2 separate regions of the Homo sapiens genome follow, and region 1 is linked to region 2. Evidence: read pairs that join two places in POLR2A ChIA-PET (ENCODE). Cell type or tissue: PC-9. All regions are shown on one strand.

The links. ChIA-PET counts read pairs that join two places held together with the same protein. Peaks named below come from ENCODE experiments on the same cell type or tissue, not always from the same donor. Only the 100,000 strongest peaks of a DNase experiment are listed, where the experiment ranks them.
Region 1: POLR2A ChIA-PET joins it to region 2 with 22 read pairs; 2 of 35 experiments call an interaction of 5 or more read pairs at or near these places.

Annotation. Positions count from the first base shown.
Region 1 is chr17:43,956,013-43,964,012 of GRCh38, forward strand. It overlaps a transcript of PYY not described here. Among named protein-coding and RNA genes, the nearest start is that of PYY, 6.1 kb to the left of the region's middle. In PC-9, no CTCF peak of the experiment used is centred here; a DNase peak (open chromatin) is centred at 3,179; H3K27me3 peaks cover 325 bases.
Region 2 is chr17:44,381,369-44,389,368 of GRCh38, forward strand. It overlaps ITGA2B (integrin subunit alpha 2b), which reads right to left. Exons shown (of 30, transcript NM_000419.5): 1 at 7,918-8,000; 2 at 4,642-4,763; 3 at 4,456-4,553; 4 at 4,183-4,348; 5 at 3,918-3,967; 6 at 3,796-3,841; 7 at 3,580-3,708; 8 at 3,170-3,217; 9 at 2,943-2,986; 10 at 2,717-2,770; 11 at 2,526-2,578; 12 at 2,125-2,336. Among named protein-coding and RNA genes, the nearest start is that of ITGA2B, 4.3 kb to the right of the region's middle. RefSeq lists an enhancer at 4,342-4,481. In PC-9, no CTCF peak of the experiment used is centred here; a DNase peak (open chromatin) is centred at 4,133; H3K4me3 peaks cover 1,211 bases.

The sequences.
Region 1 (8,000 bases), 430 kb before region 2:
ACAGAGACGAAGGAAACTGTGAGATGGCCATGGGGAATCTGACATCCCTGGAACCCTGTCATGTCTTGGGGAATGTGGAGTCCAAGGACAGATGGGAAGAGAGGAGAGACACTGTAGAAGCTAGAGGGCATGGGGTGGCCTGAATTCGGGCTACAACCTCTGAAGAAGTCACTTCCTCATTTATAGCCAAAGTAAATGGGCCCCTAGGTGGTCTCAGTGTGGACCAGGAGCCAGCCGCACATCCCCGCAAACCCTCTCTATCCCTCATACCCCCACCCTCCAATCTCACTCCCCAATTACAGGGCAAGCTGATTGGTTCATTAATCACCGCCTCCTCATCGAAGAGCTTATTAACTTGTTGATTAGCGGGGAAAATGTCTCAGCCCTCGATCAATGGGCTCAGCCACCCCCCGATCCACACACCCACACCCATCATTGCTGCATGACTCAGTGGCCATGAGACATGTCTAGGGTGTGAGGGGGGAAACTTCAGAAACAATTGTTTTTGTAGAAGTGAGACCAGGACCTGCCTCCGGTTTGTCCTTGAAGGGTGGGGGACAGAATCAAAGGGGAGGGGACAGAATCAGAATGGTCCCCATTCTGAGAGCACCTGGCAAGGCCACCCCAAGTCAGGGAGACCATGGACCTGGACCCCAGCCAACAATTCTCCTTGTCCAGTGGGCTCAAGGGCCACTCATCAAGATGGTGTGGCCTCTGCCATTCATCCCCAGAGGCTTAGAATTCTGTACCCCATCACCCACCTGCCTGTACCCACTCCCCACACACAAGGCCTCACTTTGATCACCATGCACTGTGTGGCACTGCTCCACTGCTTTCCACCCTCAGGCATTTCCTCATGCCCAGGGTCCTAGAGATAGCAGGTTGTCATACAGCAAGTGTAATTCAGGCCAGGCGTGGTGCTCACGCCTGTAATCCCAGCACTTTGGGAGGCCAAGGTGAGTGGATCACGAGGTCAGGAGTTCAAGACCAGCCTGGCCAACATGGTGAAACCCCATCTGTACTACAAATACAAAAATTAGCCAAGCGTCGTGGCGCATGCCTGTAGTCCCAGCTACTCTGGAGGCTGAAGCAGGAAAATTGCTTGAATCCAGGAGGCAGAGGTTGCAGTGAGCCAAGATCGCGCCACTGTACTCCAGCCTGAGCGACAGAGTGAAACTGTCTCCAAAAAAAAAAAAAAAAAAAAGTAATTCAATCCTCATTCAACAAGCACTTAAGTCCCTGCTGTGTGCCAGGCACTGATCTAGGCACTGGGATAGAGTAGTGAACAAACAGGCAAAATCCTTGCCCTTATAGAGCTCACATTCTAGTGACAGGAAATAGAAAATAAATAAATAAGCATGGAGGCTGGGTGCGGTGGCTCACGCCTGTAATCCCAGCACTTTGGGAGGCCAAGGCAGGTGGATCATCTGAGGCCAGGAGTTCAAGACCAGCCTGGTCAACATGGTGAAACCCCGTCTCTACTAAAACTACAAAAATTAGCCAAGCGCAGTGGCGGGCGCCTGTAATCCAGCTACTTAGGAGGCTATGGCATGAGAATCACTTGAATCCAGGAGGCAGAGGTTGCAGTGAGCCGAGATGGTGCCACTGCACTCCAGCCTTGGTGACAGAGTGAGAATCTGTCTCAAATAAATGAATAAATACATAAATAAATAAATAAGCATGGAATATGTCTGATAAGTGCTATAGAGAAAAATCAGAGCCGGGTGTAGTGGCTCATGTCTTTCCCAGTGCGCTGGGAGACCACGTTGGAGGATCGCTCACTTGAGCCCAGGAAGGAAGTGAGGAAGCAAACCATGAAGCTACCTTGAGAAGAGCAGGGGGTGGGTTTAGGAAACAGCGATGCCAAGAAGTAAGGGATTTTCACTTTTTATGGTAGGAGCTCTCCTAGGAGCTCTCCCTCTTACCTGAAGCTTCTGCAAAACACAGTAACAGATACTTGTGGTGTGCTGCGCGCCCAAGGCTCAGGCTTCGCTCTAGGACAGAGGTAGGCAAACTCTGTAAAGGAGCAGATAGTAAATATTTTAGGCTTTGTGGTCCATAGAGTTTCTGTTGACACCGTTAGGTTCATCCACCGTAGCTTGAAAGCAGCCACTGAATACACCAAAAAAAAAAAAAAAAAAAAAAGAATGGGCATGGTAGTGCTTCAGTAAATCTTTACTTACAGACATTAAAGTTTGAATTTTATATAATTTTCATGTCATAAAATTTTTTTAGTTTATTTCAACTGTTTACAGATTCAACCACTTTAAAAGCCATTCTTTTTATTATTATTGAGCTCAAGGGATCCTTCGGCCTCAGCCACCCAAAATGCTGAGATTATAGGTGTGAGTCACTGTGCCTGACCTAAAAGGCATTTTTTTTTTTTTTGAGACGGAGTCTTACTGTGTCACCCAGGCTGGAGTGCAGCAGCATGATCTCAGCTCACTGCAACCTCTGCCTTCCTTCAAGAGATTCTCCTGCCTCAACCTCCCAAGTAGCTGGAATTACAGGCACATGCCACCACGCCTGGCTAATTTTTGTATTTTTAGTAGAGATGGGGTTTCACCATGTTGGCCAGGCTGGTCTCGAACTCCCAGCCTCAAGTGATCCGCCTGCCTTGGCCTCCCAAAGTGCTGGGATTACGAGTGTGAGCCACCACACCCGGCCCCTAAAAGGCATTTTAACCCATAGAATGTACAAAAACAGGCCCACAGGGCCGTAGTTTGCTGACCCCTGGTCTAGAAAAGCAAGAATTCAGCTACCTCTGGGTTGAGTTGCCTTTTGGTTGGATGTGTCCCTAGCCTGTTTATGCCAGGTGTATTTGTCATTGTAATCATATAATTGAATTAAATATTATATAAACTGATGAAATATGAGTGCATAAAGAATTGTTTCCTTGCAAACTACGTTAAATGCTTTGGAAGTAATACACAAAGAGATTTGCTGACATGTTGAATTAGATGTGAAAGATAAACCATTAAGGGAAAATCCTAAAAATCTAGAAGTGTGCTACATCAGATTGCTTCACAAGTGTCTTTAAGTTTAAAGAAACTGGAAATAACAGGTGACAAATTATAGGATTGTGGGTGTGATTTATGCAAGAAAGTCAAAGGGTAATTTGAGTCAAGACACCCAAAGAAAAATTCGTGCCTCAATGTGAATTTTGTGTTTGAAATCAAAACAAAGTGACTAAGACCTGTATGTGTCTTTATGATTGCCCATTTAAGCTGACTTTTTCAAAACACTGGTCAATGACTCAGACCTGTTTATATCAAAACAAGGGCTTCTCTAGTACTTTATATATTTCCAATATAGTTTGAATGTTTAAAGGGTATTTCTATTTAATGGCTTAAATAACAACCAAAGAATTTTTAAAAACCAATAAAAATAGGCTGGGTGCAGTGGCTCATGCCTGTAATCCCCACACTTTGGGAGACCAAGGCGGGCGGATCACCTGAAGCCAGGAGTTTGAGACCAGCCTGGCCATGTCGAAACCCTGTCTGTACTAAAAATACAAAAATTAGCTGGGTATGGTGATGCATGCCTATAATCCCAGCTACTTGCGAGACTGAGGCAGGAGAATCACTTGAACCTGGGAGGCGGAGATTGTAATGAGCCAAGATCGCTCCACAGCGCTCCAGCCTGGGTGACAGAGCGAGACTACGTCTCAAAAAAGAAAAAAAATAAAAATAAAAATAAAATGCTGGTGTGTGTTGCGAAGCCTGAAATTAGATACTGTGAGGGTCCCTGGGCGCCAGCCCCTGTGAGTTCTGCGCACATCCCCTCCACATGAATGCTCCTGTTTGAATCCAAAACTTTTTTAAGGGCCCAACAGTCTCAAGAGGCCTGTGCTGCAGGTGCAGAAACTCAAGTCCTGAAAGAGGTATGGATTCAGGGAGAAACAGTTCTGACCTAGGTCAGACACAGTCAGCTCCCTGATTCACCAGGCCCTTATGGACTTGTGTCTTTGTGGCTCCTGGCATCTGATGTGATACTGGCATGTGTGTGCTCCTAGGTTATTGAATCAGTCAGTCAACATGTGAACATATTAGCTAAGATATTCATGCACCCCCCCTTAATAGATACCAAATAGCGGTAGCTTAAATATCATAGATGTTTATTTCTCTCTTGTATAAGAAACCAAGCTGGTAGCCAGGGGATAGGGTGCCTCTGATCTACAAGGAGCCCAAACACCATCTATCTTGTTACTCCAAGTTATGCACCCATCTACATGGTTTAAGAATGTTTGGCCGGGCGCGGTAGCTCACACCTGTAATCCCAGCACTTTGGGAGGCCAAGGCGGGTGGGTCACCTGAGATCAGGAGTTCTAGACCAGCCTGGCCAACATGGTGAAACCCCATCTCTACTAAAAATGCAAAAATTAGCCAGGCATGGTGGCAGGTGCCTGTAATCCCAGCTACTCAGGTGGGCCGAGGCAGGAGAATCACTTGAACTGGGAGGCGGAGGTTGCAATGAACTGAGGCACTCCAGCCCGAGGGACGAGAGTGAGACTTTGTCTCAAAAAAAAAAAAAAAAAAAAAAACAATATTCATTAGGCCAGACGCAGTGGCTCACGCCTGTAATCCCAGCACTTTGGGAGGCCAAGGTGGTGGATCACCGAGGTCAGGAGTTGGAGACCAGCCTGGCCAACATGGTGAAACCCCGTCTCTACCAAAAATACAAAAAAATTAGTCAGGCATGGTGGCGGGTGCCTGTAATCCCAGCTACTCAGGAGACTGAGGCAGCAGAATTGCTTGAACCCAGGAGGCGGGGATTGCAGTGAGCTGAGATCATGCCACTGCACTCCAACCTGGGTGATAGAGTAAGACTCCGTCGCAAAAAAAAAAAAAACGGTGTTCATTACCCCACATTCACATTCCAGGCCACCGGGATGAGAAACAAGGAAGTTAAGAGTTTGGTATGGTAGAGGTCAGGTTCCTGGCCCACACCTGTAATCTCAGCACTTTGGGAGGCTGAGGCAGGAGGACACTTGAGCCCAGGAATTTGAGACCAGCCTGGGCAACATAACAGGATCCTGTCTCTACCCAAACAATAAAAAATAAATTAGCCTGGTATGGTGGTGCATGCCTGTAGTCACAGCTACTTGGGAGGCTGAGGTGGGAGGATCGCTTGAGCCTGAGGAGTCAGAGCTGCAGTGAGTTGTGATTGCTCCACTGCACTCCAGCCTGGGCAACAGAGCAAAACCCCATCTCAAAAAAAAAAACAAACAAGCAAACCAAAAAAGCAAAGTCGGGGAGGAGGGAAAGTATCAGGAAGAATAGCTAATGGCTGCTGGGCTTAATACCTAGGTGATGGGATGATTTGTGCAGCAAACCACCATGGCACATATTTACCTATGTAACAAACCTGCACATCCTGTACATGTACCCCTCAATTTAAAAGTTGGAAATAAAGAGTATGATGAGGAAGCTGCATTGCTTCCTGTGCTCCTGTCCCATTGGCCAGAACTTAGTCACGTGGCCATGCCTAGCTAGAAGGCCCTTGGCTCTGTTTTGCTCCATTTTCTTTTTCTTTTTACTTTTTTTGAGATGGAGTCTCGCTCTGTCACCCAAGCTGGAGTGCAGTGGCGCAATCTCAGCTCACTGCAACCTCCGCCTCCTGGGTTCAAGTGATTCTTGTGCCTCAGCCTCCCGAGTAGCTGGGATTACAGGAGTGCGCCACCACACCCGGCTAAGTTTTGTATTTTTAGTAGAGACAGGGTTTCCCCCATGTTGGCCAGGCTGGTCTTGAACTCCTGACCTCAGCCTCCCAAAGTGCTGAGATTATAGGCGTGAGCCACCGTGCCCGGCCTGTTTTATTCCATTTTCCCCAACCCTCATGCCAGCCCAATTTCTGTCTTCTCTGCCTCCAAACTCAGCTATCTCTTACCACATTGAAAGTGGCCTTCACCTCAGCATGCATCCTCCTCCTCCCTCAATCCCCTGCCTGGAAGTGGGAGCCTGTCACCCTACCTCACGCATCTTTTCCTTTCACTCTTTCCCATCAGTCTTAGGAAAGAGACCATAAATTGTTCCCCAGTACCTATTTTCCCCTTCTTCTCTTACAATAGAGTTTAGCTGAGTATATGGCTTCCCAGCTAATCACTACATTTCCCAGTCTCCCTTGCAGCCAAGTGACTTCTTGTGACTAAGTTCCGGCCAATGGATGTGAGCAAGAGTGATGTGTGCCACTCTCAAAATGTGCTATTAGAAGGAATGGGGGTACCCTCTCACTCCTCTATTTCCCCCCTTCCATGACCCTTAATGCAATGCCAAATGGAAATGTAAAAATGAGCCATTTTCCAGCTTTATTGAGGTATCATTAACCAATAAAATTGTATATACTTAAAGTGTACAATGTGATGATTTGATATATGTATACATTGTAAAATGATTACTGCAACCAAATTAACACATCCATCACCTCACATTGTTACTTTTTCTTATGTGAGAATGCTTAAGATCTACACTCTATAGTACAGTATTATTAACTATTAACTATAGTCACCATGCTGTACAAAAAATGAGCATTCTTGACCACGTGAATGAAGGAATCTTTTAGTCACAGGGGTGCCCTCAGACTGCCGGGACCAATTTGCCTGCATCACGTTGGAAGTGCCTGGGGCTTCCCCATTCCCCAGGGGCGGGTTTAACCAATGACTGATGAATTTAGGGGCATAAACACTTCAGTTTGCCTCTGATTTGTATGACTTGAGATGTAGTCAACAGGTGTTACCTGGAAAGTGCAATGGGCATTTTTTGGGGGGCGGCACACAGCTGCTGAAACAGCCATCACAGTAGCAGGCGAGGGCAAGGGCACCAATGCCCTCGTTCAAGTCTAAAGGGCCTGGAGAAGTTCTTGTCCCCTGAGCTCTCAGCACTGACCCGCCAGGGCTCCCTTATGGTACTGAACCCACAGATAAGCCACTAAGAGCAGGATCAAAATTAAGCAGCACAGAGACAAGAAAAGGGGGAGAAAGAGATCCAGATAAAAAGGGGAGAGAGGAACAGAGCCAGAAAAAGCTCAGACCAAAGCCACCGTCATTTTCACATTACGTGAAAACAATAAAAGGAAGAGATTTGTGAAGTTAGAAAAACTCTCTGGTGAAGCCTCCTTCTGAAAATTCAGGAAAATTAGTTTCACATAAAAATTAGCAATGTAAAAGTATTAAGCTCAAATCCCATACAAAACTATTATGAGAAAAATAGCCCTGAGCTGGGCACGGTGGCTCATCCCTGTAATCCCAGCACTTTGGGAGGCTGAGGCAGGCGGATCACTTGAAGTCAGGAGTTCTAGACTACTCTGGCCAACATGGTGAAACCTCGTCTCTACTAAAAATACAAAAATTATCCAGGCGTGGTAGCACACACCTGTAATCCCAGCTACTCAGGAGGCTGAGACAGGAGAATCACTTGAACCCAGGAGGCGGAGGTTACAGCGAGCTGAGATCATGCCATTGCACTCCAGCCTGGGCAGCAGAGTGAAACTCCATCTCAAAAAAAAAAAAAAAGAAAGAAAGAAGGAAGAGAAGGAAGGGAAGGAAGGAAGGAAGGAAGGAAAAGAAAGAAAGAAAGAAAGAAAGAAAGAAAGAAAGAAAGAAAGAAAGAAAGAAAGAGAAAGAAAGAAAAGAGAGAACAGAGAGAAAAGAAAGAAAAAGAGAAAAATAACCCTGACCAGGTGCAGTGGCTCACGCCTGTAATCCCCCAACACTTTGGGAAGCCGAGGTGGGTGGATCGCTTGAGCCCAGGAGTTCGAGACTAGACTGGGCAACATAAAGAGACCCTATTTCTACCAAAAATACAAAAAAAAAAATTCTGATATGGATGGTCAAAATAGGAAAAAAATACAAAAAATAGCTGAATATGATGGCATGCACTTTTAGTCCCACTACTTAGAAGGCTGTGGTGGGAGGATTGCTTGAGCCGAGATCAAGGCTGCAGTGAGCTGTGAACGTGCCACTGCACTCCAGCCTGGTGACAGAGAGAGACCCTGTCTCTATA
Region 2 (8,000 bases):
GTCCTGGCTGGAGTGCAGTGGTGCGATCTCGGCTCACTGCAACCTCTGCCTCCCCCGTTAAAGTGATTCTTGTGCCTCAGCCTCTTCAGTAGCTGGGATTACAGGCGCCTACCACCATGCCCGGCTAATTTTTGTATTTTCAGTAGAGACGGGGTTTCACCACATTGGCCAGGCTGATCTCGAACTCCTGACCTCAAGTGATCTGCCCACCTTGGGCTCCCAAAGTGCTGGGATTACAGGTGTGAGCCACCGTGCCCAAGCCCCTTTTAAAATTTTTTTATTTTTAAGACAGTCTTGCACTGTCATTCAGGCTGAAGTGCAGTGGTGCAACCATGGCTTACTGCAGCCTCAACCTTCTGGACTAAAGCAATCCTCCCACCTCAGCTTCCCAAGCAGTTGAGACTATAGCCACCATGCCCAGCTAATTTTTAAAAATTTTTATGGAGACGAGATCTCCCTATGTTGGCCAGGCTGGTGTCAAACTCCTAGGCTCCAGTGATCCTCCTGCCTCGGCCTCCCAAAGTGCTGGGATTCCAGGTGTGAGCCACCGTGCCTGGCCATCTAGCATCTATTTCTAGCCTTCTCCATTCCATCAAACTCCCAGACCCCCCACACTTCCTTCAGCAGGTGACGTAATCTCTTACTTCAGGAAGAGAGGCAGCCCACTGTTATGCTATAATCCCACACCAACTTTCTTTTCCCTTTCCCCATTTGACCCTGGAAGAGGTTTCCTTCCTTCACCCTGACACTGGGCCAGTCACCCTCCCACCCCCTGAGGCATCACAGGGACTCTCTGCTGGCTCATCCCCCCATTTCCCCACAACATCATTTTCAACCTACTACATGTTCTTCCACATTGAAATAATCTTCCCTTGACCCTCATCTCTTTTCTGTGATCACCTTTTCTCTTTTTCCTCTTATAGTCAAACATGTTTTTTTTTTTCCTTTCTATTCCTCAAATTCCTTTTTACCACAAACCTGTTGAAAGAGCTGTCTACATTAGCTGCATCCAATTTTTCATCTCCATTCATACCTTACCCCATTGCATTCTGGCTTCTGACCCTATCTTGGCCTGAATCAATTTATGTCACTGTCACCAATAACCTCCCCTTCTTTTTTCTTTCTTCCTTTCTTTCTCTATTTTTTTTTTTATTTTGTTGAGATGGAGTCTTGCTCTGTCACCCAGGCTGGAGTGCAGTAGTGGCGCAAGCTCAGCTCAGTGCAACCTCCACTTCCCGGGTTCAAGAGATTCTCCTGCTTCAATTTCCCAAGTAGCTGGGATTACAGGTATGAGCCACCATGCCTGGCACCCTCTTCTTGCTAAAGCCCATGAATATTTCTCCAGCCCCACCTAATTGTATCTTGCAGCAGCAGCAGGAGCTGCAGCGCCCACTTCCTCCTGTGCATGCTCTTTAACGCATGCTCTTCCTTGAGTCCCGGGCCATCAGACCCCCTGGGTTCCCTCCTCCCTCTCTGGACACTCCTCTGTCTCCTTCTCAGACTTACCTCCTGTAGGAGTCACCTAAATGCTTTTGCTCCCTAGGGCTCTATCCTGGGCCTCTTATTTCACAGGTCCCGGGACCTCATCCACTTTCCCCAAACCCCTGTCTCCCATTCAGATCTCTCTTGTGGAAGCGGGGAGAGCCACTCCCAACTGTTCTTTGGATATTTCCGCCTAAAGCACCCAAGCCCTTCAAGCTCAACAGGTCCAGAGCTGAACTGCTGATCTCCCGCCTCTCCCCAGCACCTGCTGCACGGCCTGAGTTCCAGGCAGTGGAGGCCATCACAGGCACCCAACTCCAACCTCTCCCCTGGCCCCACATCCAGTCTCCCACCAAGTCCTAATAATCCGAGTCCTAAATATCTGTGAAGTCACTCCCATCTCTAACTCCACTGCCAAAATCCACATCCAGGTGGTCATTGTCTCTTGCTTGGATTAAGGCAAACACTTCCTAATTAGTCTTCAACTCTCCCATCTGCTCTCCACTCAGCACCCCATGTGTCTAAGCCACATACTTATATGCTTAAAACCCATCCTGGTTCTGGCTGCCCTCAGGCCAACTCCATGCTTTTTGAGTGGCTGTTAACCCCTCTGCAGCAAGTAGGGCTCCTCTCTTCCCTCACCATTGTAGCCATCCCGGTCGAGGTCGCCCAGGGGTGCGATGGCAGAGCCGAATCGCCCATAGAGCTGTGTGCCAGTCAGCAGGAGGCTGGGGGCACCCAGCGCGTGGGGGCCTCGCGGCTGCAGGAACAAATACACACGCCCCACTTCGGCCAGTTTTCGGTCTGCCCGGCTCTCCATATACAGTGGAGCGCCCACCAGCAGATCATGCCTCCTGTGGGCCAGATGAGTGGTTACATGGGACTGGACCAGGGGTATATTGGGGCTAGGGCCAAATCTCCTCGACCCTTGCTCTCCTGTTCCTCCAGTGGATACGTGAGACTAGGGCTAGGAAAGGGAGACAGAGGGCAGCTCTGGTAATTTGGGACCCAACTGGGTAGGGGTGGGGCATGTCCCTCCTCACCCATCCCCGTTGACGTCAGTGACAGCCACTGAATGCCCAAAATACGACGCCATCTGCAAGATGAGGAGCACCATCATTCACGCCGCTGGACAAGCATCCTCTTTAAGAAATGGGCCCTCACCTCCCATGAAATATTCTGAAGTCTCAGTTCCCCCTCCACCCAGCCACGCCCACTGGGACCTGGCCCCCACCTGCTCTCCGCGCAGCCGATGCAGCCTCTGGTAGTAGGAATCCAAAATTTCCACCTGCACGGACAGCGCAGGCGAGAGCATCATTCTTGTACCCAAAGCAACCTCCCACTCCAGGTGAGAAAGGGTGGTTTGGTGGAGGCGGGGCGGGGGTGGGGGGCGCTCAGGAGTTGTCAGCCTGAGAACTGGGATAAGGGGCTTCGGGAGGCCCAGTGGTGGGGGCACTTACCGCTCCCAGGGTCCAGCTCCAAGTGGGGGCACCGACGACATATTCTGGCGATAGGGAGAGCCAGGCTCAGGGAATGAGAGCCTTAGAACCTACCCACTTCCCGCTCCCCGTTCTGCACCCAGGGAAAAATGTGTGTGCAGGAAGATTTCCCTACATAGGGGAGATTTCAGGAAGGCGCTCCTCCCCGGGCTGGGCTACCCAACTCCCGCCCTAAGTGGATTTCTTGCCTGTAGTGTTGAGATCCCCGTCGAACTCGCCCACGGCCACCGAGTACCCTGAGGACAAGGGCGCAAATTAGTCTTTTCCAGGGGAGGAAGCACAGAGGGGACGGAGGGCAAAGAAGGAGGAGATTAAGGCCACTCAGCCCCAGCCCTGCATTGTGCAGATGGAAAAACGGAGGCCTTCGAGGGGCCAAGCCCTGCCCCAGGCTGCGCTACGAGTCCGCAGTGGAAGGGAGCGGTGGGCGCATGGGAGGTGGGCGGTCTGCGGGGAAGCCGCAGGAGCGGAGGGCGGGAGCGGCTTAGGCGGTGGGTTGGCCGGCAGGGGTGGCCATGGAGGCTCCCACAGGGGCAGGACCTGACCGTCTGCGGTGGGCGGTGACCCTCGGGGTGCTGGAAGTCTGGAATGGCGGTGTTACCCCAGTAGCCGTCGAAGTACTCTGGGTTGCTGGAGTCAAAGGAGAGGCTCTGGGAGGACACGTGCCACAAAAGGATGCCTGGGCGGTAACTCGAGAAAATATCCGCAACTGGAGCCTGGGCCAGGAGACCTAGGGCGGGAGGGACAGCGGGTGTGAAGCCCAAAGCGGTCTCCTTGGGCCGCGAGAAGGGAGGGAGGTGTACGGATGGGCACGTACCTAAGAAATAATAGCCGCCAGGAGCCCCAAGCACCAGCTCTCCGGCCTGGAAGGGAAGTCCTGAGGGTGAGAGGGGGCCCTGTTTGGGAGCCGCCCCCACTGCGCTTTTGCTCCCTACTCGCCTGAGTGACCACGGAGCTGAAGCCCGCTTCACAGTAACGCTTGTCCCAGCCTGCAGGAGACAAGGAGGAGGGGTCAGCGCAGGGGTGAAGGGAGGCGCGCGCGAGCCCGGAGGAGGGCTGGGGGACAGGGGCGGGGCCTTGAGTCGGCGGGGCCCTGGGGCGAGGCCAGATCCAAAGCAAGGGCTGCGGCGCTGGGGGCGGGATCCGATGGGGGCGGGGCCAAGCCGTCGCGAGTGGGCGGGGCCAGGTCGTAGCTGGCGCTTACTAAAATCATTTTCCACGTAAATGCGGCTCAGGGTGTTCCCGCGACAGGGGGAGTACTCGGCGCGGCGGCCGCTCTCTGGCTGAGCCAAAAAGCAGCTACCTACGGGCGTCTTCTCAGCCTCCTCAGTCTTTTCTAGGACGTTCCAGTGCTGCCAGGGGGCGCAGGCCTGGAGAAAGGCCACAGGAGTGGGGACGGGCGCGAGACTTGGGCTCCTCCTGGCCCCAGGTGTCCCTGCCCCCGATTGTTCCCTGTGCCCTGTACCGCGGGGCCCACCACAATGACGTCGCTCCAGCTGACGACCGACGCCCCCAGTCCTTGGCGGGCCTTGAAGGTTTGTAAAGTTTGGGAGCCTACATTTCGGGTCTCATCACCTGGAAGGCACAAGAAGGGGTGGGGCGCTGAAGCCCGGCAGTCCACGTCCCTCTGACCCCAACCTTGCTCTCCTTGCCTGGGACTCACGGAGGTCAAAGAGCAGCGAGGGGCACTGGCCGCCCTCGGCCCTCCAGGGGCACAGGAACACGCCGCCCGTCTCCTCCTGGCTGGGGCCCAGGGTCCGCGGGGCGCCCACCACGATGGCCACTCTGCATAGGAAAGCTGGGTGAGCGCCGCGCAGATTCCAGCGTATCCCAGGCCCTGGCGCCGGCGCTGGGAGCACTGCCCGGAAGGCCATGTGGCATGGGGGCACTGGACCATCTTTCCTCAATGACACCTCACAGACCACCGTGATGTACTTCTTCATCTTATGGACAGTGAAACCGACTCTCAGCGAGGGCAATCACGTGGCTAAAGTAACCCAGTGAGTTGAGAGTAGAGCTGGGACTATAACCATTTGGTTTGATTTGAACACCAGGGGTTTGAGATCTTTGCTGAAAAAGACCTAAACTCTGTACAACACCTCCATCCTTCCACCCGCAACAAGAACCAGCGGTTCACATGCTCCCTGGAATGCCTGCCTAGACTGTTACCAGATCCCCTCTTGAGAGCTGGTTTTAATGAGGGAAGGTAGCGGGTACCTCTAAAGTGGGGCTGGAGTGTGTGTGCTGATAGGAGGACCCTAGCAGATCTAGGTTTAAATCACAATTCTGCCATATGTGAAATAGGAATACCAATTTCATAACCAATGACTGGTTTTCACAACCAGTCAATGCTGTCAGGAGTAAATGTAATAAATACGAGTAACGGTTAGCATGGTCCCAGCCAAATACATAACAAACGCTCTTGAAACAATGCTATAATTTTAAAAAATAATTTTGTTGTTTTGAGACAGGGTCTCATTCTGTTGCCCAGCTGGAGTGCAGCAGCATGATCACAGCTCACTGTAGCCTTGATCTCCAGGGCTCAAGCAATCCTCTCCCCTCAGCCACCCTAGTAGCTGGGACTGCGGGTGTGCAACACCATGCCTGGCTAATTAAAAAAAATTTTTTTATAGGCTGGGCATGGTGGCTCACACCTGTAATCCCAGCACTTTGGGAGGCCAAGGGATTACAGGCGTGAGCCTCTGTGTCTGGCCCATAATATTTTTTTAGCCTGCAGGATGTTTAAGTAGTGCCAATGGGATCACTACTTATAGGAGGGGAAATCAGCAGGAGTGGGCACAGGAAGGAGTTGAGCTGATTCAGGCCCAATGACAGCATTCGCCAACACCCCACGAGCTTTGGAACTAGAATGACCCTTCAAAATTGTCAGAGTTGGCCGGGTGTGGTGGCTCACGCCTGTAATCCCAGTACTTTGGGAGGCCGAGGCAGGCTGATCACCTGAGGTCAGGAGTTTGAGACCAGCCTGGCCAACATAGTGAAACCCTGTCTCTACTAAAAATACAAAAATTAGCCGGGCATGGTGGCATGCACCTGTAATCCCAGCTACTCGGGAGGCTGAGACAGGAGAATCGTTTGAACCCAGGAGGCAGAGGTTGCAGTGAGCCGAGATCACCCCATTGCACTCCAGCCTGGGCAACGAGAGCGAAACTCCATCTCAAAAAAAAAGAAGAAAAAAAGTCTGGGCATGGTGGCTGAAGCCTGTAATCCCAGCACTTTGGGAGGCCAAGGCGGGTGGATCACCTGAAGTTGGGAGTTCGAGACCACCCTGACCAACATGGAGAAACCTCGTCTCTACTAAAAATACAAAATTAGCCGGGTGTGGTGGCACATGCCTGTAATCCCAGCTACGCGGGAGGCTGTGGCAGGAGAATCGCTTGAACCCGGGAGGCAGAAGTTGCGGTGAGCCAGTGATTGTGCCATTGCACTCCAGCCTGGGCAACAAGAGCGAAACCCCATCTCAAAAAAAAAAAAAAAAAAAAAAAAAAAAGAAGAAGAAGAAAAAAAGAATTGTCAGAGTTGATGAAAGAGGGCTGGACCCTTATCAAATGCCTCCCCCACACCTGCCTCCACTCTCCCCACTCACCCACTTCTCATTGATCAGACACTGGATGTGGGCCATCTTGGGAGGGGACTTGGAGTGAACTGGCTCTCTTCAGCAGAGGAAATCCCCTAAGTGGCTGACACTTGAAGGCTATCTGCCATTGCCACCCATTGCCACTCCCTGAAGCTGGTGGGCACAGTGTCTCTCACAATAGTAGCTCAGGGTACACGCTATGAAGAGGAGGAGCCAAGACTCTAATCTTGGCACTCTTGATTCTGAAGCCTGATCAATACTAATCATTAATGACCTATTGCTTCTTTTCAAATATTTATAATGTTGATGGAGATGAGGGAAATGGAACAGAAATGCAAGGTGCGGGAGGGTAGACAACTTTAGTTCTGCAAATCAATTTAGGACATGTGCTCCTCTCCACATTTCCTTTCTTTTTTTTTTTTTTTTTTTTTTGAGACAGAGTTTCGCTCTCGTTGCCCAGGCTGGAGTGCAATGGCATGATCTCGGCTCACCACAACCTCTGCCTCTCAGGTTCAAACGATTCTCCTGCCTCAGCCTCCCGAGTAGCTGGGATTACAAGCATGCGGCACCACGCCCGGCTAATTTTTTTTTTTTTGAGACGGAGTGTCACTCTGTCACCCAGGCTGGAGTGCAGTGGCATGATCTCAGCTCACTGCAACCTCCACCTCCCGGGTTCAAGTGATTCTCCTACCTCAGCCTCCCGAGTAGCTGGGACTACAGGAGTGTGCCACCACGCTCAGCTAATTTTTGTATTTTTAATAGAGACAGGGTTTCACCATATTGGCCAGGCTGGTCTTGAACTCCTGACCTCATGATCTGCCCACCTCTGCCTCCCAAAGTGCTGGGATTGCAGGTGTGAGCCACTGTGCCTGGTCTCTTTTTTTTTTTTTTTTTTGTATTTTTAGTAGAGACGGGGTTTCTCCATGTTGGTCAGGCTGGTCTCGAATTCTCGACCTCAGGTGATCTGCCCGCCTCGGCCTCCCAAAGTGCTGGGATTACAGGCATGAGCCACCGCGCCCGGCCTCCTCTCTGCATTTCAAGGTGTTGAGGGTGGAGTGGTTCATACAACTGACCCTTGGGGAAAAAATAAAGCATCAACTCTTGTCTTCCCTTTGTTCTTGCTGTAGTTTTCAGTGCCCATCAGCCCACATGTGCCCTGCCCTTATACCTTCACCTGAGCCAGTCCCCTGGACCCCAACATTCTTGACAAGAAATCAACCTGAATAGGCCCCACAAGTCACCTTGCTCAACTGCTATCGCAAATGGGAAACTCGAAGCCCCCAGAAGCAGTGATGGGGAGGGGTCCTGCTCTCTCCCAATACCCCAACTTCCCTTACGGCTCACCTCCCATGGCTGTCCTTGTGGAAGTCCAGTGAAAATCCAAACTGGCTGCCATTGGGGCCTGCATAGAAGGTGAGCTGCACTGG